Linked DNA regions of Homo sapiens: region 1 is linked to region 2. Evidence: chromatin loops called from intact Hi-C (ENCODE). Cell type or tissue: dorsolateral prefrontal cortex. All regions are shown on one strand. Each heading gives the region's core, and the rest is flanking DNA. Links, peaks and the distances in the headings are about the cores only. Region 1 overlaps TENM2 (teneurin transmembrane protein 2). Region 2 overlaps TENM2 (teneurin transmembrane protein 2).

Region 1 (15,826 bases), core at 3,885-11,884, 170 kb after region 2:
GTAATTTTAAAAACAATGAAAAAGAGAAAAATGTACAAATACTGCCTCCAAAGAGATAAAAAGAAAAGGTGTTTTTCTGTAAATTGCTGCAGCCAGCATGGGGAACCATCTCAGTGACTCTATTCCTGGAGGTCAAATTTCTGGGCCGATGTCCAGGAGGACAGATCTCTGTTGTTCTCTAAGGTCAAAAAGAACAGCATCAAAGCCAGGCTGAGTTCCATGAAGAAGGACTTGAAGCTGGGCTTCCCTGAGCCATGCCAGCTGTTCCAGGACCACCAATATGGTGAGTCCCTCACAAGACATCACTGAGAGGCAGACAGCAAGGAAACAAAGTAGTTAAGATTTTTATCTTTATCTTAAAATGTCTAATGCCTAGCTAGACATTTTAAGGTCTAGCTGAATATCCTATTGAGAAGTTCTGAGACCTTAAGGAGGCAATGTTGCCCAGTGGAGCTAGTCAGCCTGGGTTTGAATCCCAGCTCTGATAGCTACCAGCTGTGTGCCTTTGGGCTAATCAAAAGCCCTCTCTGAGTCTGTCTACTCATCTGTATTTTGGGGTGCTTCTGCATGTTGTACCTAAATTGTAGGTGCTCTACGTCCTTCTGTCCTGTCTGTTGTGATGCTACCTAAAATCAGCTGTAAGTACTTTTTTTCAGTTGCGGGGGGTGAATTTGTGATGGCCTAATAAAAAATACAGGCTGCCTGCTGTAGGCACTATTAATGAAAGAGGGCCAATGGGTGGAGTAGCCCTTAATAAAACTGGCAGTCATTTTCCAGAGCAGCTGAAATCAATATACAGTGAGTGACCAGTACATCTGCAGACTGGGAGGGGCAGACAACAGGTCACATGTATTAAGATACGATGGTCAGAGAAAACTGCATCACCAGTTCATTCTCTGCAAATTGCTGGTGTTGGTGTGTGGTCTAGCTGCTTCTCACATGGGCAACTCTGTGCAGTCTGCGTTATTGAAAAGCAGCCAGATTTTATTTATTTAACAATGATTAAGAAATGTCCTAAGCAATGTTGGGTGGGCCATTCATTCATACTTCCATGCAATAAATATTTATCAAGCATTGACTATAACAGTAGGTATTCTTTGGTCAACATCAGAGTTGGGGTGTATGTTGTATTCCCATTATCTCTTATCTAGGCAGCCTGTTGTCCAGCGTCCTATGAATTCACTTTGAGATTGAATTAGGGGCATCAAGAGAAGAGGCATTAAACAGCATCCTGTAATCATTCTGTGAGGATCTCACTGGTATCCTTGGGTTCTAGGCAATGACTAGGCCTGGCACCCTGGCATGCAGGAACCAGTCCAGTTCATGTCTCCCAGAGTTGGGGCTTCCATGGCAAACCTTTCAGTCTATCCAAGAGCTGCACAATGAAAAGTGTCATGATGATCATTTTGCCCTAAGAAGCACGTGCTTAAGATACAATTGTTCTGGCTAGTTCATCTTTAGCTTAGAGATGAGATTTCTGGGTTTTTAGAGGCAACATTCTAATGATCAATTTTACAGGATAGTCCAACTCTATAACTCCACGGAAGATTGCTCATGTAAATGTGAAACTATTACCTATTTCTGAAATATGTACCTAAAATTTCAACCAGTTAAACACGACTGATGTTGAGCAAAATGACAGCCTTCCATAGCTACATTAGGAGCTAATCATTTCAGAAAATGTTGCCATAATTCATTTACAGAAACAGTGAAACTATTCCCCAAACAAGTGATAAAGGGAATGGACTCATAGTCATACCAGGGAAATGAAGCCTCATATTAATACTTCCTAACTTAACCGAACTCTGGAGGCACCTCAGCATAAATCTGCCTTGCAGATTATTCTGCCTCACATATTTTTATCTATTGCAAATAAAATTGAATTCAGAATATTGCTACAGTCATTACACCTCGTTTCCATTTATTTGGGAATCAGGACAACCATCTGAGGGTTCTGTTTAACCAACAGATAAGTGAAAAGATTCTTCCAAGGACCTTAGATTGACTGCCCAAGAATACAGCTCAGCTGAGACATCAGCAACCCATCAGCCTTCACCCTGCTGCTGGCTGGCTATACTTTAGGAATGCAATTACATCCTGAAAGTCACTGCTTCTGTGATGGTGTTCACAACATCACACAATAATGACTTTTAGAAAATGTTTCAGCTCTTGGGACTACATGTGGCTTTTACATCTTTTGAAATTTCAATTTGTTGCTTTAGATAAAAATAGTCAACTCTTTGCCGCTAGGAACGTTAACAAGTATTTATACCTATGACTCTTCAGATGAACTTGCTCCTGCATTAATATTTAGTTTAGTTTACTATTATTGATAGTAGCTAAAATTTATTGAGTGGCTGCTAATCACCATGTAATCTCCTGATACTCTTACAATTTTTCCTGTTTTTCAGATGAGAGAACTGAGGTTCATGGAAGATAAGTGACTTGCTTAGGGTCACCCAGCTTTTTACTGGTAGATCTATGATCAAAACCCACGTCTGACAGACACTAAAACCCATGTGGCTAACCCCTATGCTGACTGCATTCAGGCCCACAGTCATCCCTTGGTATCCACAGGGTATGGATTCCAGGACCCCTGTGGATACCAAAATCTGTAAATGCTCAAGCTCTTTATATAAAATGGTGTAGTATTTTCACATAACCCATGTATGTCCTCCTCTATAATTCACATTATCTCTAGATTACTTATAATACCTAATACAATGTAGATGCTATGTAAATAGTTGTTATACTATCATTTTTATTTGCATTTTGTGTATTATTATTATTCCAAATATTTTCAATCTGAGGTTGGTTGAATCTGTGGATACCCGTGGGTATGAAGGGCCAACATATCAGAGGTATACCACAGGTACATATTTAGAGATCATAGACCAGATATCTGGGTGTACAAGTCAATTCTGAAAGAGAAGTGTGGCCAGTGAGGATATGGGCAAATGCACAGAAAGGGAAATTGGATCTCATTATTAATGCCCATGTCAAGCCACCATGATGCTATGTACAACAGAAACTATGCAATTTAGAATGGGGCTATGGGTGGCAATCAAAAGCAAAAGTCCACCAGTATAAGTGCATGTAAGTAGTACCCATCTGCAACAATGTAGAACAGCATGGCCTCCTAAATGAGGGGAGTTGTTGGGTTGGTAGTTAGGATGTTGGTATATTTGCCAGTAGACGTGCAGTAAAGGGGTGTTTGGCTCAAACATAATGACCCTTTGCCCTTCTGGGAACTTCACCGACTTTGGAAAAGCCCCATATAGGGAAGTGATCATTTTAAAACCCTGGGCTGTGTTCATTGAGAGGCTGATGAGAGCCAGCGGAAGAATTTACGAACCTCCCTGCTAATCTGGCTCCTAGTACCACGCATTAAGCCAACTAGTAAAAATCATTATGAAGTTTCTGCTGAAAGGGCAAGTGTAGAAAAACATGTTTCTAAACAGAATAACAGTCTTTGCCATTTTTTTCCAACTTGCATACCATCTGGAAATTCTAATTTTTTTTTTCAAAGGGTAGGAAGGAAATGTGCTCCAGGCACAAATAAATGTTTACAGCTGAGTTATAAACCGAGAATGGTAGGGCTTAAAACAGACAGGCTGGCAATGATGGAACTCAAGCTCCAGTGAGACAAATAATGCAGTGTGGAGGGGCCAACTTGGTGTACACATTGGCCCTTTGGAATAGGAAGACCTGCTTCCTACTGACCTCATCAAGCCAATGTTGGGAAGAAATCCTCATCTGGGGTTTGGTTAATTCTTAGAAGGTAAAGGAAAAAGGTGAAGTGGTATTGTCTATCTTCATATTCTGAAGGCCGTCTTCACCTTTGTTTTATTTTATATATATACATATATATGTGTGTATATGTGTGTGTGTATATATATATATACACATACATACACATATATATGTGTGTGTGTGTGGGTGTGTGTATATATGGACACAGAGTCTCGCTCTGTTGCCCAGGCTGGAGTGCAGTGGCATGATCTCAGCTCACTGCAAGCTCCGCCTCCTGGGTTCACGCCATTCTCCTGCCTCAGCCTCCCGAGTAGCTGGGACTACAGGCACCCACCACCCCGCCTGGCTAACTTTTTTTTTGTATTTTTAGTAGAGACGGGGTCTCACCATGTTAGCCAGGATGGTCTTGATCTCCTGAGCTCGTGATCGGCTTCCCAAAGTGCTGGGATTACAGGCATGAGCCACTGCACCTGGCCTATTTTTATATTTTTAAAAATAGGGATGAGGTCTCACTTTGTTGCCCAGGCTGGTCTCGACCTCCTGGCCTTAAGTGATCCTCTCACTTTCGCATCCCAAAGTGTTGGGATTACAGGCGTGAGCCACTGCACCTGGTTGGTCTTCACCTTTGGAAAATATAGCCTCTCAAAAGATGTGACAGGCCATGGAAACTTGTTAAATGGACCAGCTGAGAGATGTAAAGATGACATCAGTTTCAACAACTAAGACTCGTGGATCATTTATTACATGCCTGATGCCACATGCAATGTTTTACAAGGGTCATCTCATTTATGATGGACAGCAAGCTTATGAGGGAGTTGCATTTCACAGATGAGGAACTGGAGGTTGGGAGAGAACAAATGACCCACTTACAGTCATACAGTTGCTAAGTGATGGAGCTGGTGTTTGTATCCACCAGACCAACTCCAAAATCCTATATTATAGTGCATCTTCCAATGCAAAGTTACCAAGAATATATTATAACTAGGGCTTGGTCAAGTAGGAAGAAGTGATGTATTGGGAGTTTGATCTTCCTCTTCTGGACTCCTATAACTTGGATAGTTATAGGAAAAGTTCTAGAAAAGTGGAAATGGGATTGGCAATGATACAGAGTGGCCATCAAACTTTTTATTTTTTTTAAAGGGTCAGATGGTGAATATTTTAGGCTTTTTGGGCCATATAGTCTCTGTTGCACCCACTCAATTCCACCATTTTATTCTGAAAGTAGCCATAGACAACAGGTAATAGTCATGGTGGTGTTCCATTAAAACTTGATTTATAAAAACAGGCAGCTGGCCAGATTTGGTCCATGAGATGTAGTTTGCTGACCCCTGATATAGAGGACAACTTGAATCTAAAATGAGTGATAGGTTTTGAGAATGATCCATGCAATTCTATACTTGATAGTTTATTCTTTCTTAAAATCTGTGCACAAATTGGGTACGTATGATGCGCCCTTTAAAATCTCTTGTATGCTTTCCCTGGGCCTGGCCAATCAAACTGAATTCCCTTATGTTATCTGACCAGGTCAGAATACTGTATTGAATCGTCTTTCTCAAGGCTTATCTAATCCCAGATCTACAGAGAAAGTTCTCCATGCCCTTGTAATGAAGATGTATGAGTTCATTCCTTTTAACATAGAAATACACACAAGATGGTGAGTGATTCTGGCAGACTGTGTGTTCCCTCTTCTTGATGTGAAAGCCAGCAACAATTCATGTTAAGGTTTAATTGAAGGAGAGTGGAAGAAAGAAAAATAAGACTCGAACAACAACAAATGGAAAACGGAAAGGCAAAGACCAAAGAATGTACTCTCCCAACTAATTAATCAAGTGCTTTGTTTCCACCAACATATCAGAGTGTGTAGGCTGCCCTGTCTATTAGACTTGTTCCCAAACCTGAGGAATGTAAATACTCCTAAAGACCAGGTAATGAAATCTCTATCGATGTGCCATCTTAGATGGGACTCACATGCCTGTGTTTTGCTTACATTTAATTTGCTTCTGCTGGATACTTATCCAGTAATTGCTTAATGAGATTATCCTCCTTGGCAATGTGTGGTGTATCTTGGTTAAAACATTGGAGTGAAGGAATATCCTACACCAAAAAAAGGAGGCGGTGTTATTTAATTAACTTATTGCCAATATATCTTGATTGTCTCTTTGAAACACTGGAAAAGAAGTCGATTGGAATTGATTCAGGTTATCTAAATGTATAGAATTGGGGAATGGGGAGCGCGGAGGTCACTGGGTATACAAATTCAAACCCAAGGTCACTTTTGATAAAAGAAATAGGCATGGGTGAGAGAACTGAAAACATTTTAGTCATTTTATAAGCCAAACCTTAAAACCACTTAAGAAGAGATCTGATCTCTTTTTAAGTTTCAAATTTTATTTCATCTCTAAGCAATTTTAAATTCTCACACTTTTTTCTTGAGTATTCTATTGACAAAATTCACTGGACAATGATTTGGCAAACATTTTGTCTGTCTCTGCTGGGCACAGTGGCTCATGCCTGTAATCCCAGCACTTTGGGGGGCCGAGATGGGAGGATTGCCTGAGCTCAGGAGTTTGCAACCAGCCTGGGCAACATGGTGAAACTCCGTCTCCACTAAAATACAAAAAATTAGCCAGGCGTGGTGGCACATGCCTGTAGTCCCAGCCACTCTGGAGGCTGAGGCAGGAGAATTGCTTGAACCGGGGAGGTGGAGGTTGCAGTGAGCCGAGATTGCATCACTGCACTCCAGCCTAGGTGACAGAGTGAGACTCTGTCTCAAACAAAACAAAACAAAAAAACAAAATAACATTTTGTCTGTCACATAACTTATTTGGAAAATATCTGAACTAGTAATGTTATATGACTTCTACAACAACATTTTCAAAAGCATGTTGCACAGGAGGGGAAAAATTCTGGTCTTTCCAAAGACACAATGGAAAGTGTTTCTTCATTTGTTAATTTAGAGACGCATACTCTTGTACTCTTAAGATTTGTTCTATGGGTGTGGGATGCAAAAGCTGGTGGGGAGCAGAGGTAGAAATAGAGGCTTATCACAAATGGGAGGAGTGCTTGATCTTGACCTTAATTTACGGAGGCCAGTAGAGATCACTAATTCCCATTTATGAAGGACACTACTCGAAAAGCATTGGCATATAATTTCAGAATGTATACACATATAAACAATTTCTCTGTGCCCAATGATAGAATATGCATATTCATTTCACATGTGTGTTATGCATTCTTCTGAAGGGATGAGGTGCTGACTTGTAGATTAAAGGACATTTATGGATAAAACGTGACGGAGACCCCATAAAGTGGAGTTTCCAAGGGCAGCACTATTGTCATCTTGAAAGGAGATAATTCTTCATCACAGGGGGCTGTCCTGTGTATTATAGGTTGTTTAACAGCATCTCTGACCCCTATCCACTAGATGCCTGCCATGCCCCTTCCAACTGTGACAATCAAAATAGTCTTTAGACATTGCCAAATGTCCTCTAGGGGTGCAAAAATGCTATGACTAAGAACCATTGCCCTAGATAAAACTGAAGGAGCAGACAGTGTCAAGTACTGGAGGTGACCAGGTTTCAAATCTGAGGTCAATACATTTGGCTCTGGGCTTTTTGGTCAGTTAAGGCAGAACATGGTCAGTTAAGGCAAAATATACTTTTCAGTTTTAGGTCTAGTTTAACTTACCCGATTATGGAAAGCATATAATTTCATCCTCAGATAAAACTTTTTCATGCTTACTTAAAGGTAATTTAGTGTTATGATTATGACAGATGAGTACAGCGATTCTTAAAGACTGGATAAAAAGACAAAAAAGTCATCCTCAAAGCATTAGGACAGCTCTGGGGAGGATAATTGAAGCAGCATTAGCATCTCAGGATGACTAATGTGCACCTCTGGGGGCAGATGAATTCTGGAATCTTCTTTGTGGAAAATGACTGCTTGAAGGAAAGCTCCAACCTCCTGCCCAAAGATGCACAGGGCACAACTCTGAGTCCAAATTTGTACCTATTTGAGTAAGTTTCTATACCTTCTGGTCCTGAGTTTCTCAGAGAGATTTTTCCTTCCTTTAAAGTTGTTAAAGTTATACAATGCTAAGCCTGGCATGCAATAGGTGCCTAATAAATGCTGCTTCCTTTCCCTTCTTTGAAATATCCCTGTAGGGTGTTTCCGAAATGTGGGGGTGAAGTGGCTATAGATGCTAAAAGGCAGAATGGAAATTTGCATGTTGGAGAAATCCTTTAATACAATCTCTCCCTTGCGATTTCCATCCCGAATTAAGCATATCTCACTGCGTGCCAGCCTGGCTAACCATTCCATTGGCTGCTCTGTCTTAATTGCTCCAGTCTCCCCCACCCCCACCCTATGGTTCTGTTTTCTCTCCTCCTTCTTAGCACCTTGTTAGCACCTTTTTTTTTCCCTTCAAGGATACAGTTGCCTGATTGCTTCAATAAACATTTCTATTGTCCCCTTCACTGTTCTGAGAAGAGAAGCTTTGTTGCCGAGTTGTCAAAACTCCTTTCTATTCTCCCCCAAAGCACAGCAGCTCTGAGCCTTTCTCTTTCATGCCAAGCCAGGCAGCTTCCTCCCCAGGGAGGCTGCATGTCTCCTGGGAGAGGGACCCAGTCTGATGGCATGTGCTGCCTGCTGCTCTCTGCCTTCTGATTAGGCAGGACTTTCTCCTGCTGCTGCTGCTGCTGCTGCTGCCACTCCAGCTGCTGCTGTGGCTGCTGTTTCTGCACAGGCCCTGGGATGCTTTCAAGTAGCTCTGGACCATGCCAGTTGCTGCAGATAGCATAGGTATGCACATTGCTCTGAGCAGGCACTGTGCCAGCTCTGAGTGATCCAGCCAAACACAGCTAACAGACAGGAACAGCAAACAGCTTTTAATGGGGGCACCTATGAAAGGCAATGATTTTTCCCCCCGTTTCTTTTTCTTTTGGCATACCTTCCAAGATTTGGATTAGAAAACCTGAACCAGCTGGCGAGAGCTCAGAATTTTCCTGTGACCTCAAGAGGGCAAGCAGCAGCTGTAACCTCACCTTTGCCTCCAGATGGCATTGTTGCCACATCATCGTTTCCTGGTAAGCCGGTCCTTATCCCATTGTTAAAGGTGTGCCCATCTGCAGGCTGGAGTTGCCAATTGAGTCCGAGCAGATGCATTGCTGCAGGAGAGACAAAGTAATGAAAATATGAATAGATAATTCAGCAATGCAAATGTCAAGGGGGAGGGCCAGGTGCCCTTTTCCAAGCGATTGCCTTTTGAGGAAGCTGCGTCAAAAATGGCTTGCCCCAGGCCACAGGGATTAGCTAAATACAGAAAGCAGAGACCTGGGTGGTTAGGTCTCCCCTTCTGGCGCTGCTGCTCACAGTCTCAGGGGGAGAGGATCCCTTACAGTGAGCGGAGGAGGGAGGAGAAAACACAGCCCAGATCTTCCAAACGGTGCCACCATGGAGGGGAAAATGGCCCTTTCGAATCACTGTAAAGAGTGCTGCTCTACCACATCCATCCTTTTCTACACTCTGGACACAGTTGCTTTTAGACTGTTAGTCTAGGGGCATTGACAAGGATTGTTTCCCCAAACTATACACTCACAAGTAAATCAGCTTCAAAGGAGGCTACCCGAATAGTACCTGTTTGCTGGTACCTGTTTGCTGGTACCTGCTCTGAACTATCAGTGCAGCCAGCAGCATCTATAGTGGTACTGGCCCACCTCCCTAACTATTTCAAACTTTTAGAATATTTTTCCTTTCCACTCCTCTTCATGATGAGTGGATACCTTTCAGCACATTGTAGAAAAAGCTTGGGGGGTTGATGGTGGAATGGGGTCCTTTTCTGAAAACATTACTATTCTTTCTGTCTCTGTCGCTCTCACTTTAGCAGAGTATGGAATGAAACAGAGTTCTGAAATACTGCCTGTTCTTTGCTAAGGAACTGAGCACGTCTGAAGAAGTCTTGACTCCCATGGGCACCCCAGGCCTCCAAACAAACTTCTGGTCTTCCTTGTCATCCTGCCTGTGTCAACTCCCCACCATGAGTTTAGCAAACTTAACACAACCCTATCCCTGATGGTTCTTGGTGAGTTTTTTCTACTGAGTGGAATGAAAAGCAAACCCTAAACACCTGTATTCTTTCAAAGCCCTTATCTAAGAGATGCTTCCTTTGAGAATAAGTAAGGAATTTATTCCCCTGCATGTCTCTCATCCAAACGATGTCTGGCATTTCCACTGGACACAGGTTGACACTGTTGCTACATTCCTACCACCGCAGGAGAGAAAGGGCTGTTGACAGGGAGACGTTTGGAGTCTGATGTGGGGATGGGAGAAACAATTATCTGCAGGGAACACAATTAACAATGCTTAGGAAATTGTTCACACAGCAATTAATTCTGCATGCCTACCACCACGTAAAGTCAGACTGCATTCTATTAAGGTTAAAAACCTATCTTCAAACAATACAGCTCAGATTGATGGCCACAGATGAAGGTGGCAAGGTGTCCGTGTGTGTGTGGGTGTGTCTGCTTTTCACTTACACTCTTCTCCATCTTAGAACCATGTTTTCTTTCCTCTAAAGTGAAAGGCCCACTGTTACAACTTCTTGAGATGATAAATAGTAATAAGAGTAAGTGACATTTACTGTACACTTTCCATCAAGGTAACACCTAATTTTCTCCTGCAGTTTGTCCGTTATATGTAGGTCACTCACTTGAAGAGACCAGATTCCATTGCCTCAAATAATGACATATTTTCACTATACAGAGGTCAGGAAATGAGAACTAATCATGGTGGCTTCAAGATAACGATAGCTTCTGATTTGTAATTACCAGGTGAAGGGAGCCAAGGAATTAGCTATTTTAAAATAATTTTTTAAAAAAATGATACTATTGGGTTATTGAAGCTCGCCTTGGGCCAGCTGCAGCTGCACTGGAGGTGCGGTTCTTTCAAGGAGGGTCTTAAGACAGACACTGGCAGGTACTGCAGGTGCCGCTGGAACCCAGGCCTAACAAAGCTTTGATTTCACGTCTATGGAAGGAGTGGTGGGTCCCATCAGGCAAAGATGACAACCTCCCCAACATCCCATCTCAAACTCTTGTCAAAACTGCTCTGCTCTTATAGCACTCAATCTTGCCACTGTAAGGTGCAGAACATATTGCAACCATCAGCTTTGGGAGAAAAGGAAGCAAACAATCCCCTAATGTTACTGAACAGGAAGAGACATCCCTGCAACTGTGTTTCCTCTGTTTCCAAGGATGCCTTCCCTCTTGCCTCCCCTTCCCACCTTTTTCTTTGTTTTGGGTTCCATGGCATCTTTTTATTTTTATTTTTTAAAAGTATCCTGAAAATAAGAAAACTACAGATGAGGTGGAAAGGGTTAGGGTCAGAGTACACCAGTAACTTCTCAGACAACTCCCAGGAGTGAGAAGAAAAATAAGAAAGTGAGATGGAGGTGGAGAAGGGGAAAAGCCAAATCTGCTGAACATGAGACCTGTCCTTCCAAAAGAAGCAATGCAACAAAAATGAAACTCAAGTTTGGGCATATTTTCTGTTGTTGAACTGAACATTAAGTAAATAAGTGAGAATTATATCTGGGGTATAACCACCTTCTCTTGTTTTTTGGGAGCGTCTGAAATAGGTTTTTGTTGGCACTTTTTTTTTTTTTTAATCAGCCATTCTTTCTCTCTCACTTGAGTAAGAAAACGAGATGCTCTCTCTGGCCGGTGGGGAGGGACTAAAGTGTCCTTAGGATAAAGACCCCAGGGAGCTGTGAAGTAAATGAGTTTCCTGACTAATGAGAGCCCTATTTCTTATTCTGCTACTGATTTGCTCTATGGCTTGGGCTGAGAAATCAGTCTCTCAATCAATCTCTCCCTTTACCTTTCATAAAGGTTTCCCTGTACAGGTAGAATAATGGCTCCTTAAGGGCCACAGAGAGGTTACACATCTGCAACCCCCAAAAGATCTGACAGTGTCTTGAATATAAATGGCACTCCATCAATATTTATTAGAATAGATAATGATACACGGGGGGCAGATTTGGGGGGTTGGATTGTAGGATGTTATATGCTTATAAATTAAAAAACACATAATCAGAGGCATAGAAGATGGGATAAAACAGTGCTGGTAGCAATATGGACTAGTTTGCAAAGGGAAGGATATTTTAATCATCAGCATATCAACACCTGCTGCCAATCATTGAACCTTTTCTTTTAGTGCAGTGGCGCTATCTAGGCTCACTGCAAGCTCTGCCTCCTGGGTTCAGGCCATTCTCTTGCCTCACCCTCCCGAGTATCTGGGACTACAGGCGCCCGCATGCTTGGCTAATTTTGTTTTTGTATTTTTAGTAGAGACGGGGTTTCACCGTGTTAGCCAGGATGGTTTTGATCTCCTGACCTCGTGATCCACCCACCTCGGCCTCCCAAAGTGCTGGGATTACAGGCGTGAGCCACCGCGCCCCACCATCATTGAACCTTTTCTATAGCCAGGTACCATAGTAGACATTCTAAAGGCATTATCTTAAGACTCACAGGTAGGTACTATTATCAACCCCATTTCACAGATGAGGAAACTATTGACTGTGAAGTTTGAGAACAGGGATTTCAGAATCAGAAGGAAATTACTGTGGGAGGTGGCTATCTGCTTCATATTTCATAGTGATCTGGTTACAGATTCTATGGGTAATGGAGTCTCAGCAAACCTCTTCTTTGTTTCAAAACTCATAATAATCTCATTGGGGTTGGTGAATGACCACACCCCTTCCCGAGAGGGGTTAGATTTCTTTATACTGTTGAATTCAGCACATACTTTATCACATAGCCATTCTGGGTCTTCAGTGAAGATGACGTGGGCTACAGCCATGGCTGACCAGTGATAGAATACAGCATGTATGAAGACATGAACTGTTACTGTTATAAGCCACTGAGAGTTTGGGATTGTTTGTTACAGCAGCCTGTCTGAGGCTAGCTTGACTGATACTTTCACCTATAAGGAAACTAGGAAATGGCATTTTTATACAGCAAATCTCTGTGCATCCCTTTAGGTTTTATTGGGTTAAGGTCCTTTCTGAAACTCAGCCAGAGAGAATTAGCACATACTTTGGGCCACTATATTTGCTTCTATGAACAACAACAAAAAACAGCACTGTAAATGTGATATCATCATACCTCCAATTTTAATTTACTCTCAGAACCAGACTTAGAAAGCTGAGCTGGATGGGGTGGCTCACGCCTATAATCCCAGTGCTTTGGGAGATTGAGGCAAGAGGATTGCCTGAGGCCAGGTGTTCAAGACCAGCCTGTGTAACATAGGAAGACCCTATCTCTACCAAAAATTTAATTAGTTAAAAAAAAAAAAAGAAAGCTGAGAAACCTCAGAGTAGCCAGAGTTATTGCTGCTTCATCTCAAGATTTCAAATAAATGCTGGTCTCCTCAAGAGATCCTGGATGCACTGGGGTGGTTCCCTCTCCCGCCCCACCTTGAATGCTCTAGCAGTTCATCCCAAAAGGCCTGGTCCAAATCATCTGGGGGTCAAAAGTGAAATGAGTTTGGGAGGCCCTCTCCCTAACATTCCTCCCTCTCACTGACAGCCAAAATGTACAATTCATCATGATCTGACAGGCTCCGCTTCAGAGAGACCCTCGGGCTCCATGGGTCACTAAGGATGGGATGGGGAAGGGCTCTGAGCGGAAACTCATGAAATCCAGGTGGCAGCTGGGAAGCCAGCCACTTAAAACACAATAGGCAGCCAAACTCTGAGAGTATCCCTCCGGCTAATTGGAGAAAACTTTCTTGGCATTCTGAAGGGAACCAAGACAGGATGGTGGGACCACACACAGATCCCCGATTTCAGTAAGGATAATAAACAGACCTACGTGGAGTGAGGGTGTGATATTTTCTTATTGAAGTTGCTGTGTTTTTGTGCCAGGTGGGTTCCAAAGGCAATACTGCAAGGGAGTGACACCCGAGAAAGGGAGCAGGGTTCGTTGCGAGTAACTGAGGATTCTCCAGCAACCACAGGACAGGGAGATTATAGGGCCAGAAAAGTGGCAGCTTGGAATGGGGGTTGTATGAAATAGTAATTAGGGAATGTGTGGGCCCTGCTGGGTGCCACTTAGAACCTTCTGTGTTCATTGGCTGGCAGAGGATCAACCTGACAAGAGAGTCAATCAATATGTCAGCAATACTTCCCAGAGAGCTGCTCAGCCCCTGCTTGTCAAAGAGGGCAAACATGGAGGCCACGGATGCTCTGTGTTTGCCGAGCAGGCCCCCAGGAGCAGGGGGTGTCTTTAAAGATCAGACTTGTCGATACATAACGCGAGGAGGAGATTGGGCTTTCCCTTTGAAAATGGAAGACTGCAGGCCAAGCAGAGCTCAGGGAGCAGGAGGAGAGAGCCATGCCTGCTGGGTCTTGGGGCTCAGCATGCCATCAGATACACAAGGGCCTTAGAGATGATGGCAGAGCTCATTCAGAGACCAGGTAGGATGACAGAAAGGGTTAGGGCTGGGTCTCCGTGCCTCTGCACCAGCCAATTAAGTCAACAATGTCGGGGCTCCTGGGGGAAATATACCAATTCCAAAAGTGCCACTGCTGGGAGGAGAGAACCACAGTGGAATAATCAGGGCTAACATGCACAACTGCTTACCCTGAACTTGCATAGGCAACCTGCAAAGGCCCCTTTGCAATCAGCAGTGAAAATTAACACATGTGAATAAGTCTACTCAATGGTGATGGTGACAATTAACGTTCATTTTGACCATGTGCCAGGTATTGGGCTCATTATTTGCATGCAGCATATATTCATAATTTGCCAGTCAGCACATATTTACTAAACACCCACTGGGTGTCAGATGTGTCCTAGGCACCAGGAGTAAAGCAGTTTTAACAAGACAAAATCCTTGCTGTCATGGAACCTACATTCTAGAGGCAGGTGTAGAAACTAAACACATAAGTGAAAAGCCAGGTTTAGGGTTCAGAGGCACTCGCAGGTGGGGGATGCATTGAAAATTTCTTCCTTTTTTCATTTAATGTAGTCTGGTCAAGGATGGCATTTGTGATAGGTAACATTTGAGCAAAGACATAAAGGAATTGAGAAAGCAGTTTATGCTGACGTCTGGGGAAGAGCACGCCGAAGGGGAGTGGAGTTAGTGAGAAGGAGGAGTGGTGGGTGAAGGGACGGGCAGGGTGAAGGAGTAGTTGCCTTTGAGGAGCTTTGCCTTTTGTTTGGAAGAGAAGGGATGACACTGGATTTTGAAGAAGATGAACGTTTACTTTTTCCCCTTCATTCTCACTGGATTAGGTGGTAATATAATCTACATTTTATAGATAAAGAAATAGGAGCTTAGAGAGGTTAAGAGACTTGCCCAAGACAATTCAGCCAGTAAGTGGGAAATCTGGGATTTAGACCCAGACACATGCAACTTCAGAGTCAGAGTTCTAAATTCCCATACTGTCCTCCTAGAGACTCCATTCAGAGTTCTCACTGGAGGACATCGGCCCTCTGAGGTTTCCAAGTGAACCACTACTTAGACAAGACCGAACAGGACAGGTAGGCTATAGAATCACTTACTTACTAAATATTGTCAAGGCTCACTCATGAATACACACTTCCCTTTGTAAGCAGCCATTAGTCTCTACGAATATGTCCTTGGTTGGCAACTAGTTTGCTATTTAACTTGAACCACCATTGTCAACGTAAAATAAATCTGCTCGGCAACTTCAATTGCCAGTCAGGCCAGTCAACAACATGTTTGGTGTTTTTTCCCTTGTCAGTTTGCTTGTCATCCTTTGGGGATGCAGTTGAGTGCAGTGCCTCTTCCTCAAAGAGGAGGGGGCCCACTGCAATGTATTATTATTTTTAGGAATGCTGTCAGTGCCAAAATTACCTTCAGCCTGAAAGAAGTAATGCAAACAAAACTATGTGGGATAACATTCTTGGAAATGCCTTAAGTCTTAAAAGGAGTTTAAAAATTTAAATCTTAAAGGGTTACCAAAAATCCTTTTCTAACCACCTTGGTGAAGTGATTTCTCCTATTTTTCCCAGACAGTGTTGCAATACACTGAGTGGAATGAATTTTC
Region 2 (15,826 bases), core at 3,393-11,392:
TCAAGAGAACTCTGAAGAGACTCAAATACATCAGGGAGCTGGAGTCAGTGGGTGGGTGCTGATAATGTGTTTATCTTCCCCAGTGGAAACTACACGAGTCAATCAGACGTCTGACCTTTTCCTTTACCGAAAAGTTACGGGAAGGAAATGTGAGTCAGAGACTCCTTTTACAGATACACTGCTTCCTGACTGTCTGGGCAAAGGAGCTGGCCTGGGCTGGCCTCTGAGATGTCAGCTTTTGGGGCAGTGAGCAAGTGTGTACCTGTCGCTCCTGTGACTCCAGCCGTCACACGCAGAAGGACAGAATCTACATCATTAATCATTTGGCAGAGCAGAAATAGAGTCATTGAAACAGGCTCCGCTGTGGGATAATAGTCCAGAAATGTCACCATTTATCTACTGAGAGGACACTTTTATCCTCTGACAACGGGCTAGCCCACCGACATTATATCTTAATTAAAAGAAAAATTAATCGGCACAATTCATTTTCTTGCCAGCCCCAGTGCTTGCCCTGGACTGCAAAACATGTCTAGTAGCAACAATAACCACAGGGTGGGCAGAGACCTTTGAGATCCCAGTCTTGGAGAGAGAATGTTAAAGAGCTCCAGTCCCAGGGCAACCAACTCATCAAACAAATGCTTAAAAGAGAGAATCAGGATGGAACAAGAAAATATGAAGTCTAGTGGTGAGCCAGGAGAATAAATGGCCTTTGAGAAGATAACTATGTGTTTTGGGTTGGTGGGGAGAGGTGGTGATGGAAGGGTAAGAGGTAGGGAGAGAGTATGTGGGGGGCGGGTGGAAATGGACATTTTCAGATAACTATGTAGACAGTTCAAATATCTAGACATTTGGCTGGGTGTAGATGACATTCTGTTCTATCTGATTAAGTCATTTTCTACAAGATTGACCTCTTATAGTTTGCTGTGGACACTTGAATAAAATAGAAAGCTAGGGGTACGCTGGGTCTCTGGAAGTCCTCCCAGGCTGCATAACTCACATGTTGGGCTTGGCTGGGTTCTGGGTCTATGGGTGAGTTTGGGGGTAGGATGGTATGGGTGGAGGCTCACCTTGTACCACTGTGTAGGAGGCCTCTACTGAAGAGAGGTTGGTGATGACAGTGACGTCATCATCACGGTTGGAGTTCTCAATGTCAATGGTAATAGATTTCTCCATTTCCCGGTGCAGACTGGTTACCACCCCCGTGGGGCGCGTCACGTTGGTCAGGCGGCCTTCGTGGTCATAGCTGGGGGGAGATAGATAGATAGATAAACCCTGGTTAGCAGCAGTCATTGGGGCTGACAGTGTTCCCAAGACTCACAGGGCCAGAGAAAGAGCTGGGAAGGTGGGTTGGCTGGGTGGCGCATCTCACTGAGGCCCCTCGTCACAGTCAAAACCCTATTATGCCCGGAGAAACAGCTGTGATGCTTTCTTCTACCCGCTGATATAACTGACTTCAGCTCCTGGAAAACATTTCACCTGGTCTCAGGCTTCCTCTAGTTAGTTAGAGAAAACAGCCACTTGTGAGCTTCTCTTACTTTTCTGTTTCTTTTCTTTTTTTTTTTTTTTTTTGAGATGATGGAGTCTCACTCTGTCCCAGGCTGGAGTGCAGTGGCACAATCTCCGCTCACTGCAACCTCCACCTCCTGGGTTCAAGCAATTCTCCTGCCTCAGCCTCCCGAGCAGCTGGGATTACAGGCATGCACCACGATGCCTGGCCAATTTTTGCATTTTTTGTAGAGATGGGGTTTTGCCATGTTGGCCAATCTGGTCTCGAACTCCTGACCTCAGGTGATCCACCTGCCTTGGCCTCCCAAAGTGCTGGAATTACAGGCGTGAGCCACGCACTTGGCCCTCTCTTGTTTTTTAATTTAGGTCTTCTACAAAGCCATCAAATCAATATTCCCCAAATAGCAGTTTCACCATGTCAGTTCCCTGCTGAACAAACCACACTCTTTTCCCATTGGTTGCTAAATCAAATAAAAATCTCGCATTTGAGACCATCCATGCCCTGAGTCTTCTACTGGAGTCCAACCTTGTCTCACTTGTCATCTCCTAGGCCTCTGGACAATCAGCCTGTGCCAAATGCCACCTGCACAAATTGGCTCAGCATAGAAGGCCTGGCTGCATGGAACCTGTTCTTTGGTCCCCACTAAACCGCCATGGCTCCACTTCCCAAGCAGCCTTCTTAGACAGTTTCCCAATGACTCCCTTACCATCAGCAGTTGTCCTTAGCACCCAAGTAAGTCTAGGGACACCAGTGATCATGCCCTACTGCCTGCAAATGGCCTGACACTGGGGCCTCCTTCTTTATGTATATGTGTCGTCTTTCCTCTTTTCTCACACCGTGGAGTTTTCTCCCCACATCACCTTTAGCAAGAAGCCTTGTTCTAGTTGGGACAGCCTTTCCCCACTTTGGAAGATCCACTGTACTCTGAGAGCTGGGCCCTTCTCACACCCAGGAAAGGAAAGCAGGCTCGTTTCCAGGCCTTTGAGCTCTCCCAGATGAGTTTTGTTACTGGAGGAGGAAGGGGAGGAAGAAGGCGGAGCTATGAAGACATTTTGCTTGGAGGGTAAAAAAGAAGGGAAAGTGGCTCAACTCCTGCGGGTTACTCCCTTTGGACTGGGGAGAGGGAAAAAGCTGGCAGGGTCTGAGGGATGGGAACTGGAGCTTGTGCAGCGCGTGGGGATGGGGGGTCCTCAGAGAAGGATCCCTGTGGGGAGGGCCTGTGAGCGGTGGAAAGGACCGCTGTGGCCTGTTGGATGTTGTCGCTTAGGGCTTAGGATGACAACATCAAAGACAGAGAGCACTCAGGAAATGTTTTTGGAATAAAGAATTGCAGACCTGGCTCAGGCTTTCAGGGATCTGAGAAACTTTGCTTCTGGGAAGAACTAGAAGCAGTGAAGCTCTGCAGAAGTTTGAAAGCTGAGAGTGCAATCACATTAAGCTGTACACCGCGCTGCCTAAAGGTGTTGGGGGAGAGAGGAGGGAGATCTTGGAGCAGGAATGTCTGTGAGCTCAGGATCCACCGCTATCACTCGCCCAGGGCCCCAGGCATGGGGTGGCGCAGACCATGCACTCCCTGGAAAGCCCTGGTGTTGTAATCAGGGATGGGGACTTAGGTCTGCTAAATCAATAGGGCTCCTCTGTGCTTTCTTACCTGCTAAAGAAGCCACCTCTCAGGCAGGGGGACAAAGGTGCTATTTACAATAGTGACAAATTAGAACAACCTAGATGTTCCTTGATGGGAGATTCATTAAATAACTGATGATCTATCCATAAAGTAGAAACCTATGAAGCCATCAGGATCGACAACATGGGTTTCTATTTATTGGCATACACAAATCTACACGTGTTGAGTGGAAGTGTGGGGTACAAAATATACTCCCTTGACAGTAGCTTTTTTTTTCAGGGAGGGGTAAAAAATATCAGTATCTATATGGAGCAGAAATTCTCTGAAAATATAGACATTTAAATGTTAATGGTGGTTTTGCTGTATGGAATTTTGACGAATCTTCATTTTCTTCTTTGCATTTTCCCATAATTTAGAAATTACTTGTAATCAGCCGGGCATGGTGGCTTGTGCCCGTAATCAATCCCAGCACTTTGGGAGGCTGAGGCGGGTGGATCATGAGGTGAGGAGACTGAGACCATCTTGGCCAACATGGTGAAACCCTGTCTCTACTAAAAATACAAAAATTAGCTGGGCGCAGTGCCGTGTGCCTGTAGTCCCAGTGCTCGGGAGACTGAAGCAGGAGAATCGCTTGAACCTGGGAGGCGGAGGCTGCAGTGAGCTGAGATTGTGCCACTGCACTTCAGCCTGGCGACAGAGCAAGACTCCGTCTCAAAAAAAAAAAAAAAAGAAATTACTTGTAATCAATACTTTCATGTTTAATAAACAGAAACAAAAGGTATTTAAAACATCAGAAAACAAAGCAATTCTAAGTATTTGGATACGGGGTGTCTAGTGCGGTACTCAGTAACAGACAGTTTCTCCTCCTGCTGACAAGTACATTCTCTGGGACCAGGGCAAGGATTTTAATTCCAATCCACTGTAGTTTGGGGACACTTACAATGCATAGGCTGCTGAGTTTCCTTATGAGAGAAGTAGTAGGAATTGGAGTTTCTACTTTAGGGAGCAGAGCTTTAGGGTAGGGACTAGAATCTCATGGGCCAAAGGGAGAAAAACAGATTTTCTTTAACTTTTAAGAAGATTCGGCTGCCTCCAGCTCTACTTACTTCCCCCAAGGAACGTCTTCAGATGTAGGTCTTTTTGCAAATGACTGCATGTAGGAGTGAAGCGCTGTAAGTTCCAGCAATGGGATCTCAATGCCAACCCAATGGAACTGGCCCAGCCTTGGCTGGAGTGGGGCTGGAGGCTGCCTTTGAATTATGTAGTCAATAAATATTCATCAAGCACCTGTGATGTGCCAAACACAGTTCAAGGCACTGGAGATACGGCTGGGAAGAAAATGGAGCAAAATTCTTGCACTCATGCTAGCTGAAGAGGGCAAAACTAAACCAAGATAGAAAATAGACAGCATGTCAGATGGTGAGTAATAGGTGCTAAGGACTAAAATAAAGAAGGGAGGGAGTGGAGAAGGAGAGAGTATAGGGAGTAGAGAGTGTAATTTTAAGGACAGTACTGTTCTTTTCAGGAATACAGATGCATCTTCCCTAGTCTGGGAACTTAGCAGGCATGATAGGGTTTCCAAAAGGCATTCTGTATCAGCTCTATTTCTGCCCAGCTCTTCACTTCCCAGGACAAAGAGGAGAGAGAGGCAACTTTTAAAGGGGCCCATTCCAGCCTTCATGAATTGCATGGCAGCTTATTCTGTAAAATCACTCTTGAACCCCACACCATGGGAAGTCAACTTCCATCTTTTCCTTTGATCTGACATTTGCCCCTTCCCCAGTTGCTGGATTGGGAGAAGGAGTTGAACATGACTAAAGAGGCTCTTTATCATTTCTGTCTTCTGGAGGGCCTCTTTTTAAGGGTGATGTGTTTTTCTGCCCCTCTGAGCCCGAAGTTTGCTAAGGCAGACTCTGCTCCTGCAGGGGATGAGAGACCAGCAGGCAGCACTGGGAGGTGGGAAGAGAGCAGGAGAAATGCAAAGTGAGGTATTAAAAAGACCTAATGTGCAAGCTGCATTCTTCAATTCTGCTTTTCCAAAATAAGTCTCTATCTGTCTGACTCTTGTATCCACTCTACAGTTAGTTGAGTGAAACCTGAGGGGTAGGAAGGAGACAGAGGTGTGCTTAATAATTCCTCTCAAATCCCATTAGCCTATACTCTGAGTTAAACTTCTATATGCCAAGCGCTTTGCTAATTTCTAAAAATGTATTATCTCAGTGGATTAGCACAGGGCTCCTGTTGTTAATTTGCATTTTTATCCCCATGTAACAGATGAGACATTGAGGCTCAGAGAGGTTAAATAACGTGTCCAACGTCAATCAGTAAGCATGTGGCAGAGATGGACTCCACACCCCTGTCATCCTGGTCCTAAGACCTAGGAGCTTTCTGGTATAAGATGCTGCCTTTTGGGGAAGACTGTGAAAACCTGAGTTCCCTCAGGGATGAAACTAAATCAGGATACTTCTTCTATCAAGACCCAGTGGCCTGCATCTGGGGAAATCTTAATTCCACGGTTGGATGTCCTGGAAGTTTCTGGAACTGGCTGATCATAAAATGGGTCCAGGAAGATTCGATAGTGTTATTTTTTCCTACCCCTTTCTCTCTCCTGCTTCCAGAGTCATTGATAGGCTGGTCTTATTGAGTTACATCTTCCCAAAAATTCAGGGACAGTTCCCATGTGGAGTCTGAAGGTGGAGTTACAAATTCCATTCATAGCCCTGCTTTACAACGCTAGTGTGCAATGCAAAGAACGCTGGGCTTGGAGATCTGGATTCCAGTCCTGCTTCACTACCAACTCCCTGTGTGGTCTTAGGGGAGTCACTTCGATTCTCTGAGCCTCAGTTTCTTTATCAATAAAATGGGGATAATCAAATCCATATTTAGACAGTCACTGTGACAACACGGCAGATAAATGGCTTCTGTACCTCATGTTCTATGCAGAAAAAAAAGATATGGCCACTCTTCTCACCTATAGGGGGATTTGTACTCTGCCCCCTGTAACAGAGTGGGAAGAGAGGAATCCCCCTAAGGAAGCTCTCACTGAAGGACAAATCATTTTCTTTCTTTCTTTTTCTTTTTTTTTTTTGAGACAGAGTGTTGCTCTGTCGCCCAGGCTGGAGTACAGCTGCGTGATCTCAACTCACTGCAACCTCCACCTCCTGAGTTCAAGTGATTTTCATGCCTTTGCCTCCTAAGTAGCTGAGACTATAAGTATGCACCACCATACTTGGCTAACTTTTGTATTTTCAGTAGAGATGAGGTTTTTCCATGTTGGCCAGGCTGGTCTCAAACTGCTGGCCTCCAGTGATCCTCCTGCCTTAGCCTCCCAAAGTGCAGAAATTACAGGCATGAGGCATCACTCCCGACCAGGACAGACTTTTCTAGTAGCCTCACAGCCTCTGTGTGGTTTTCTTCATCACCCTTTCTCTAAAGTTTTGGCTAAGGCTATGCAGTGTTGGTCTTGACCACACTGCCCTGACAGGAGGTGAAGTTATGTCTGATTTTTAAGTTGGCTGTGTGTCTTCCAATTGGCTGATCATGTGCCAAAAGTGCCATAAAACAAAAAGAACTCACCATCTTTTCAGGTAGAAAAGAAAACCCTATACATTTGAACCCCACAATGGAGAATTTGTGATCACTGGATTTATCTACATTATGAAAAAAAGGGCAGCTTATCAAATTAAGATAAAAAAATTCAGTTTCAATGTAACTTCTGAACATTTTAAAACACAATTACGAGTCATGCCTATGTTTTCATTAAACTAGGGACACTTTCTGGAAAATACTTTCCCTTTTAGAGTTCAGATCTGTGGATGCACTTGAACCCAAGCTTCTTTATGACAGTCTGTAAACCAGGCCCAGTTCAGGCTGGCCTCCCTGAGAGGGATGTTTTTTCCCCCTCTTTCAGGAGAGCCAACAAATTGTTTCTGAAATGCATTAGGTCTTTGGTTGAAACTGTCAGAAAGGAAGATGAAAATCTCGGAGGTGTTTGGGTGAGTGTATAGCTTCAGCCTAATTCGGTATGAGAGCCAAGGACAGCACTCGGATGGTACCCTCGAGGGCAGAATCACTGGCTGGTAAAGTTTGATCAAAACTACAGTGTCCTGAAGGGTATTAAGATGCTTCAGAAATCTCAAGCATCGTTAAGGTGCTTGAGAAAGAGTTGCCCAAAGAAGAAAGTCAGAACCAGGGGAAGCAATTCTTCTGCAATGCACTAAATATCCAGCAGGTGGCAACAGCTTCCTTTTACATTCTCCCAAGACCATTGGCATACAAACAGGAAGTAAACATTGCCGGGTTTAGGAATGATCAACAATGAGGTTTTCTGTTCTCCCTCTTGTCCCCCGCTTTTTTTTTTTTTTTTTTTTTTTTTGCTGTGCCAACTCTCCCTAACTTAACTACATTCTGAGCTAGCAGCAGCATCCAGACAAAACACAAGCAAGGACTCCAAGTACACAGGGGTTAACACACTCCTTCATCACCTAGGAGAGCCAGATATTTATAAATTCTGCTCCAGTCTCAGCCAGCCACTGGGAGAATCATGCCTAGTAACTTCCTCCAACCAGCATCCCACCATTAGTACCTACAGCAGCAGACACTTTGACCAAGAACTGCCTGCAGGAGCTAGGAAAAACAGCTTTTTGCAAAACAAGCGTCAGGACTATTAAGTATGAGATAATTGTTAGGGGAAATATGACCAGCTCTCGCATCTTTTAATATACCTAATGCTTTATCTGTATCGATCTGCTTCTGCTAAGGAGGAAATTCAGAGTTTATCTACCTGTCTGTGCAATCAAGTGTGTTGCTGGACCTATTGGCAAATTACAGGAACCCCACTGGGATCTTGCCTTTTAGATTCTAATTTCCGCACCCATGGCAAACTTGAATAATCAGCAAAGTTAATCAACATTTTACCTCCCAGGTGCTGTGCATGTCCAATATCCTGAAATTTGAACGGCAAGCAGGCAACAGGAATTCCCAACTCTAGTAGGGAGGATGCTCAATATCAGAGATCCATTAGAGCAAATCATTTCAGAGTCAGGGAGAGGGGACATGAATGTCTTGAGGCCATAAGACATCATTAAAGTTAGAAAGACAACGTGACAAAGCAATTTAAAAAGCTACACAAGCGACCCAGTCCTAATGCCAGCTAGGGCAAGGGAAGGGCTCTTCAGAGATGCTTTACAAACCCACTTACTCATAGAAAGTCGTCCATCCTGTTTCATCGCTCTTGGTGGCCAGGAGCCCAGTGTTGCCATCATAGGTCATGAGACCAAGCTCCAGGTTCTGTGTGGACACGACTTTGAGGCCTCCATTGGTGCCCACGGTGAGGGTGATGATCTGGTTGTCAGGCATGAGCAGGTGACGGGGCATGCCACTGCTGTCCCGACGGATCTTCAGGGAATTCCCATTATTGTCAATCAATTCAGTGACATCATTGTCAGTACTATATGTGAAATTGTACAAGTACTCCCCTGTCACCAGGCTCACAGTGTATTGGTGGATGCCATCAGCGTTGAAAACATATAACTCCTGCTCTCCGGGGGATGCAGCCTCATACTGGTTGAAGGCATTAAGAACAGGCTTGTTCTTGCTGACCGCCCTGATCCGAATATTTCCAAGGTCTGCAATGTAAATGGTACCATCTGGAGCTACAGCTAAGGATGATGGGGAATTCAAGATGGCATCAGTCGCGTAGGCATCATCTCCTGAATAGCAGTTGCAATTGACATCGTTTTTGCAGTCGCAGTCCGAGGCTGCCCCAGCTAAAAGGCAGATCTCCCCGTTGGTTGTTACCTGGCGTAGACGGTTAATCTTCTTCTCATCTGTCTCAGTGATGTAGAGGACCCCAGTGTGAGAAATGGCAATGGCACTGGCTGACTCCAGGGCAGAGTGAATGGCTAGTTTGCTGAGTGAGTAGTCAATGCCAGGAACTTGGCAGTGCATGGGGCGTCCCGCAATGATGCTGACTTGGTGGTTCTCGGTGATTCGAAGGATGACATTGTTCTCTAGAACATACAAGGAGTTATCCATGGGATTGACAGCAAGGTCTGTTGGCCACTCCAGACGAACCTGTGGATGACGTGGTATCAGATTAAAGAACAGCCTTTAATATGTCCAACGTTTAACCGTACGGCACTTACTGGTTTTATATATCTAGGAAAAAAGACAGCTTTTTAATAACACATTGTATTAGAAATGCTCTTCATTGAACCAGCTGCTCATTGCCCATGATGAGTGGGTGTGATGGAGAAGAAGAGATAATATAATATATATTTTCTACCGTGTCACCTGCCATGACCAGAACAGGCCATCAGCTCTACCTATGATGCTGCTTCTCAGCTCCAGATGGCTGGACCAGCATCAGAGCTGTTACATATGGTTGCACAGGTAGTTCACTGCACAAGAGACCATGCCATCCAGCCCATACTCTGCTCTCCAAGCAGACGCCTACGGAAGCTATGTACATTTAGAGGCGGCACCTGTATCTAATTCACAAAAAGGAGCCATGTGACTTGGAAGATGGCTCTGATCCAAGGGGAGCCAAAGTGCAGGCTCTCCAGCAAACTACAACTTGAGTGTCTGCTTTAAAAAATAAACGGAACCGAACGCATCCTTCCTCTATGGAATTTGAAATAAAAATCTCAGTAGCAAGTTGTCTGTTGTGGAACTTGAGCTGAAATTTATGAGGCTCGCCAAGGGTTGAAAAGGCCGTTATAGAAAGGCTGAACGTATATTCCAGGCTGTCTGAGAACAAATGCTGTATATTTGAGTGAGCCTCTGTTCTCTGCCTCTCTAACAGCCCAAACTAAACACACACTTTGGGTGATATTGTAGAGGGCTCTGCTCTAGTTACTACTGCACAAAGTAAAGGTTTATATAGTGAGGATGCAGTCATTTCAGATTAAAGGGGAAGTTCTGATTGACATATAACACTGTACAGTACATTCTCAAACCTGCAATAATGATGGAGAAGGGAGGTAATTACAGAGCAGCTTCTACCCTGTAATCTGCCACGGCTGGAGTGTGTCACCAGTTCCACTTTTCTCAACAGTTTTCCCTCTCTCTTGCTCTCTCTCTCTCTCTCATACCTATCTGACATTTTCCACTCCATCTTACTGTTTAGCTCATCTCAGGCTTTCTCCAAACAACCCCGTGATCTGTATCTGTATCTCTCCCTCCCATTCCACTTCCAAACCAAACAGGAAACAGGTAAGAACCTCAGGCCAAGGGGCAGGTGTTGCTTAGTGAAGAGAAATAAGAAAGAGTCTCACCTGGGCTACATCCATGCTGGAATCACAGCTCAGCGGCCGGACGGCAGTGAGGTCATTGGAGCCCAGCAGGGTGGAGATGATTCCATTCTGGTCAACCTTCCGGATCATGGTGGCATCGACAAAGTACATGAGCCCATTCTTGTCTACTGCAATACCTGAGCAAGACAAGCGGTGTGGATTTATCTCTTGGAAAGGTGTAGGATTGCGGGGTGGAGGTGGGAGATGAGATGCCTTGCTGAGCACTCTGCTTAGACCAGAGACCTTACTGGAATTGATTAGTACCCTCAGAGCAGTGGTTCTCAGCCTTCTAACGCAAGATCCTTTCCCATGGGCACTGTGCTGGGATTTGTATAGTTCCTAGGGTGCTGGCTATATCACCACCTTCTTCCCTGCAACTGACGAAAGCATGCTCCTTGGACTGCAAATGAACCAAGGCCGCAAATGAATGAAGCAGGAAATAACTTTGCATCTGCTCTCCTTAGAAAAGAAGTTATTTCCTAAGTTCATTACCCTAAACATTATTAGTAGTAAGTTACTTGAATATACTTCACAACCGATTGCAGCAGTAATGCTGAGAAATGATGATTCTTGTAGTTACAAACTCCTAATTCAAGGTGTATGCTTCAGGAAGTATTCCCAGTTAAGCTTGACTCCAATCAGCACTTCAATGCCCCAGGGGGACACTGGGGCCTAGCATTCCCCTGTTGCAGCAGGGCTGGAAAGGCACAGATATGGCTTCTATTTATTTTGTGTCTTTGCCCCAGTGCCCAAGTACAAGGCTTTGCCTCCTTAATCCATGCTGCCCTGCTGCTTTCACAGTAGCTAAAAATGCTAACAGGAATTGGACTCTCAGATGACTGCTCCTTAATGTTAAGTATTTTTAGTCCTTTTCAAATAGAGACCCATGGGTTCCCAGAACTCCTCCATCCTGGACCCCTGGAAATTATACCCATTCTTAATTACTACCATTTATTGGGCATTTACAACATGTGAGGCACTGCACTTTCGACTTCATACACATTTGCTGTCTACCACGGAAGTCTGGGCGTGGCCAGAGGCCCCTCGCTGGGCTTTGTTCTGTCTCCAGCCCACACAGCTGGCACTGTGGCCCATGGAGCCAGGATTTCCTCTGATTCTCCTGACTGGCAGCAGTCAGAAATCTCCAGGCGCAATCCCCTTCACTTTCCACTTGGAGCCTATGTGCATGATAAAGTTTTCTTCAAATAAATAAATAAGGTTTTCTTTTTCTTTTTTGAGACGGAGTCTCGCTCTGTTGCCCAGGCTGGAGTGCAGTGGCGCGATCTCGGCTCACTGCAAGCTCCGCCTCCCGGGTTCACGCCATTCTCCTGCCTCAGCCTCCTGAGTAGCTGGGACTACAGGCGCCCACCGCCACGCCCGGCTAATTTTTTGTAATTTTTAGTAGAGATGGGGTTTCACCATGTTAGCCAGGATAGTCTCCATCTCCTGACCTCATGACTGGTTTTCTTTTTAAACACCCATCCACACACCAAAGCAATCTATCTGAGTTAAATGATTACAGGGAAAGCTGTGTTTTGGACTGCTGGACTTAGTTAAGTTCTGATGAGAAGAAAGCCAAGCTGGTGGCAAAGCTTTATCTGGGGCGGGAGACTCTTCCTTGATGTCCTTTACCTCTCGGGCTCATCAGGGTTGCATCTATGGCCTTCCCTCCATCCCCGCAGCGGGCTTCATCAAAGGGTAGACACTGCTCTCCCGTCCCTGCCACAACTTCCGAATTCCCAGCCAGGTCTTTGGTTCCACTCAGAGACTTGACGCGGTAGATTCTCCTGCTGTTGGTGTCGGACACGTAGAGCGAGCCGGACACGGGGTCCACTGCCAAGTAGTACTTGTGTGCTGGGTTGTTGCTTTAGTAGAAGAAGCACAAAGAGAAATGAGGAGGGGGCTATGGAGCTGGCCTCCTAGATCAAAGGAATGACAAAAATCCTAGCAAGACGCTTACCTTCTCTAGTGTCTTTCCACTTTAGTGAACTGGAAAGAATCTAACATCAAACTCAGTGTTCTAACACATCATGGTTCTTAGCTACTTCTAATTGGACTTATGCTTCTTATGCTATTAGAAAATTCATTTCCCACCATGCTAAACAACTGTTGCTTCATTTAGCCAGTACGAGAGCTCCCACTCCGATCCTGTTTTTGTAAGCAGGATAGTTATTCAAGACCATCTACAGTCCATGTGTGTGCAGTCTCCTTAATTTCCCCTTGAGGGCTTAGTGTATTCTCAAGTGGGATAGAGGAACACTTCCATGTGACAATGTTCTCATTTTAACCTATGCTTCCAGGGTACTAGGCCATTAATACCAGGGTGACCTGGAGTTTTCCTAATTTTATCATGGGAAGCACCCCATAACCGCCCCCAATCTCCAGGCTCAGAGCTTGCTTCTTTACTGCTCTTCAGTGTGGACATGGATAAAGTTGGCATTTAGTGTAAAGAAATGTGGGTATCTTGCTGGTACTGTGTCTGGAATCTGAATTACTGAGACAGGAGATGCACTTTTCAAATCTAGGTAACAGTGAGGTCACAGGCGTGAGCCACGGTCTGCCAGGGCTCCCAGCCACACTAGGGGATTAATACCTTTGTGTGTGTGTGAAGTGTATTAGGAAGGCGTGAGCCTCTGAGACCTGGGCTGCTTCCCCTGCCATGTGTCTGGCTGCCCTGTGTGAGGCTAACTAGGACAGAGTAAGACTTGTAGAAGTGGCTCAGGACTAAAACACAGGAAACTCTAAACTCAATTCTGACCCAGCTGGTGGTGACCTTGGTTAAGTCATTTGACTGTGTCAGGTCTTAGCTTTTTTGCAGGGGCTGGAGGGATTAAATCAATCATACTGGATATTGCTAATGTTCCTTCTGGCTCAAAACCCTGCAGTTCTTCCCTTTGTAGTGCCTGTCACTGGTTTGAGGTTGGGACCAGAATAGGTGCTCATGTTATTCCTATACTGGTTATTACAATCAGCACCTCTAGGATGCAAACAGTAATTGCCTTTCTGCCTCAGTGTGGTAGACTAGGTTTTGAAATGAGCACAGGCCCCCTTTATTTTCCCCTGCTATTTTATTTTATTTTTCTCAGAGACAGGGTCTCATTGGAGAGCAGTGGCACAATTCTAGCTCACTGCAGCCTGAAATCCCTGGGCTGAAGTGGTCCTCCCGCCTCAGCCTCCTGAGTAGTTGAAACTACAGGTGCATGCCACCATGCCTGGCTAATTAAAAACCTTTTTTTTTTTTTGGTAGAGATGGGGTCTCACTATGTTGCCCAGGCTGATCTCAAACTCCTGGCCTCAAGAGATCCTCCTGCCTTGGCTTCCCTAAGTGCTGGGATTATAGGTATAAACCATGCAACCAGCCTTTTCCTATTATTTTTCAATTTTACTTTGGGGTGATGGGAAGACAGGGGCTGGGAGAGGTGGAGGGAAGGTGAGAGAGATGACAGCATTGGATGCATTTGTCCTGTTGACATTAGCTAGTAAATTACTAATTAAAACACCACCATTTGGGGTCTTCTCTGATTTAAGGAAAAAAAAGAAAAGAACTAGGAAGCTATTTTTAGGAACAATCTGGGTGGAGTTGAGATGGTCTTTCATTCCCGTTTCTCTTCAGGTTGCTATTAAGACACATCCCTGAACTAGAAGTCAAAGTTTTTCTGAAATTCCAGCCCAGATAACTAAAGCGTAGACTACCTGGTTTCATTCCTTTCCTTTCCTCTTTTCTTCTTCTTTTTTGGCTATTAAGTCATTAGAGACTATCCATATATGCAAAACAAATTAGGGCAGAAAGGGAAAAATTCATGCCATTTTTTAATTAGATGCTGCACTCTGTTACTGAATGAACAGTAGCTGGCATTATCAACAGAAGGATCAAGGCATTGCACATCTGTGCCTACCTATGAGAGAGATAATTAATTTTGGACTTTCTAGGGAGCCTGATTTGAGGAGGCTTTTCAAAAGCTCTGGCAGAAGAGCAGGCAGTGGTGGGTGTGAGGTCAGTTCTTGCTTAGGGAGACCATTCTTCTCCATGGTCTCATACCTGTTTTCACCAAGATGCTTGCAGAGAAACTCACGTCAGAGGGACAGCCATGCCTCCATACCTGTGGCTGTGGCAAAGATCACATGAGGTTGGTGAATTTCCTGGAAAAATGTCCTTCCAGGGCATTTCTACTCATTTTTAAAATTTGGCTCAAATGGGGTGCCTATAACAGGCCAATTTTGGGGTGCCTGAGAAGAAGACAGAGGACTTTGTCAATGCATGGCCTTTCCACTGACTGTTATGATCTTGTGCAATTTGACTCTACTTTTTGTCTAATTTTGACCTAATATCATGAAGGAGAGCTGTCCATGTTTCATTTCAAAAAGTGAGCAGAAGCATTCCGTTGAGTAGTGGTACAGATTGCTTTGTTTTTTCTCTTCTTCTGAATAAAAATAAGGTCATTTTTCCTTAAGAAAGCTCACACTATCTTCATTTCAGTGTGGTTCATGTGTGAATGCACGTGTATGTGTGTTTTACACTTTATCTGTGAATTGTACTAGTGTGGTTTTAAATGATAACCTTGGATCAATGTAATGACCAAGGCGGTTTTGACAAAGAATACTTGGTCTCCATCCTTCAAACTATTCAAAAGTGATTTTACTCCATGAAAATTCTCAATGCATCTGACTGTTGGATTCATTCTGATCAGCAGATTGGCAATTAACTTTTTTTTTTTTTTAAAGATGACCATATATCCAGGGGAAAAAATCATTAATGAGTTGAAAATGAGTTTTTAACCCGTTTCCAGTTCATTAAAGCTTTTGTGAACCCAGTCCAGCATTTACAAAAGCCAGGAGTTTGCCTCAACTGTTTAGCCCAATTATGGACCGCACTGAGCAGTCGGGATAGAAGTTCGCTGAGGGTTCATTATCTTGCACTTGAATCTCCCGGAAATTCTAATTACTGTCAGCTTATTTGGTTGCTTTTTGACTGCATTTCATAATTGCTAAAGCTTATCATATCCACAACACACAATTAGCACATAAAAAAGTTACTATATTTGGTACATAAAAATATACAACATTACACAAGAAGCACAAAACAAAAAAAGCAAACACAAGGAAGCAAACGAACCATATCAAATTATATGGGAAAGAGTTCTTCATCTTACCTATGTTTAAACTCTTTATTTCTTTATAGAAAGAAAACAGAAAGGAAAAAAGAACAAACAGTTAGCAGAAGAATTGATGATAAAGCAAACATAACATTTTTGTTTCTTGTATAAAGGGGCCCAAAAAAGGCAGTCTTTTTCTTTTTTCCCCTGTAACTGACAACTCCTGGCTCAATAGCTTGAGAAGTGCCCCTGATTTTGGACTCCTCCCAGACATTGGACAATCTGGACAAGAAAGCTTGAATTCTCT

What was found. Peaks named below come from ENCODE experiments on the same cell type or tissue, not always from the same donor. Only the 100,000 strongest peaks of a DNase experiment are listed, where the experiment ranks them.
Region 1: a loop joins it to region 2, with 2.2 times the contacts of the local background. A loop is called at or near these places in 7 of 110 quality-filtered maps.

What each region holds. Positions count from the first base shown.
Region 1 is chr5:168,040,519-168,056,344 of GRCh38, reverse strand. TENM2 (teneurin transmembrane protein 2) reads right to left here. Exons shown (of 31, transcript NM_001395460.1): 8 at 8,796-8,918. Among named protein-coding and RNA genes, the nearest start is that of TENM2-AS3, 95 kb to the right of the region's middle. RefSeq lists an enhancer at 7,859-8,616. In dorsolateral prefrontal cortex, for the core only: a CTCF peak has its summit at 8,795 (motif pointing right); DNase peaks (open chromatin) are centred at 8,524 and 8,814.
Region 2 is chr5:168,211,505-168,227,330 of GRCh38, reverse strand. TENM2 (teneurin transmembrane protein 2) reads right to left here. Exons shown (of 31, transcript NM_001395460.1): 22 at 15,577-15,597; 23 at 12,059-12,291; 24 at 10,409-10,563; 25 at 8,332-9,206; 26 at 1,068-1,243. It overlaps LOC124901128 (a long non-coding RNA gene), which reads left to right. Exons shown (of 2, transcript XR_007059038.1): 2 at 1-721. Among named protein-coding and RNA genes, the nearest start is that of TENM2-AS1, 13 kb to the left of the region's middle. In dorsolateral prefrontal cortex, for the core only: CTCF peaks have their summits at 7,165 and 7,368 (motif pointing right); DNase peaks (open chromatin) are centred at 7,362 and 8,445; H3K4me3 peaks cover 744 bases; H3K27ac peaks cover 371 bases.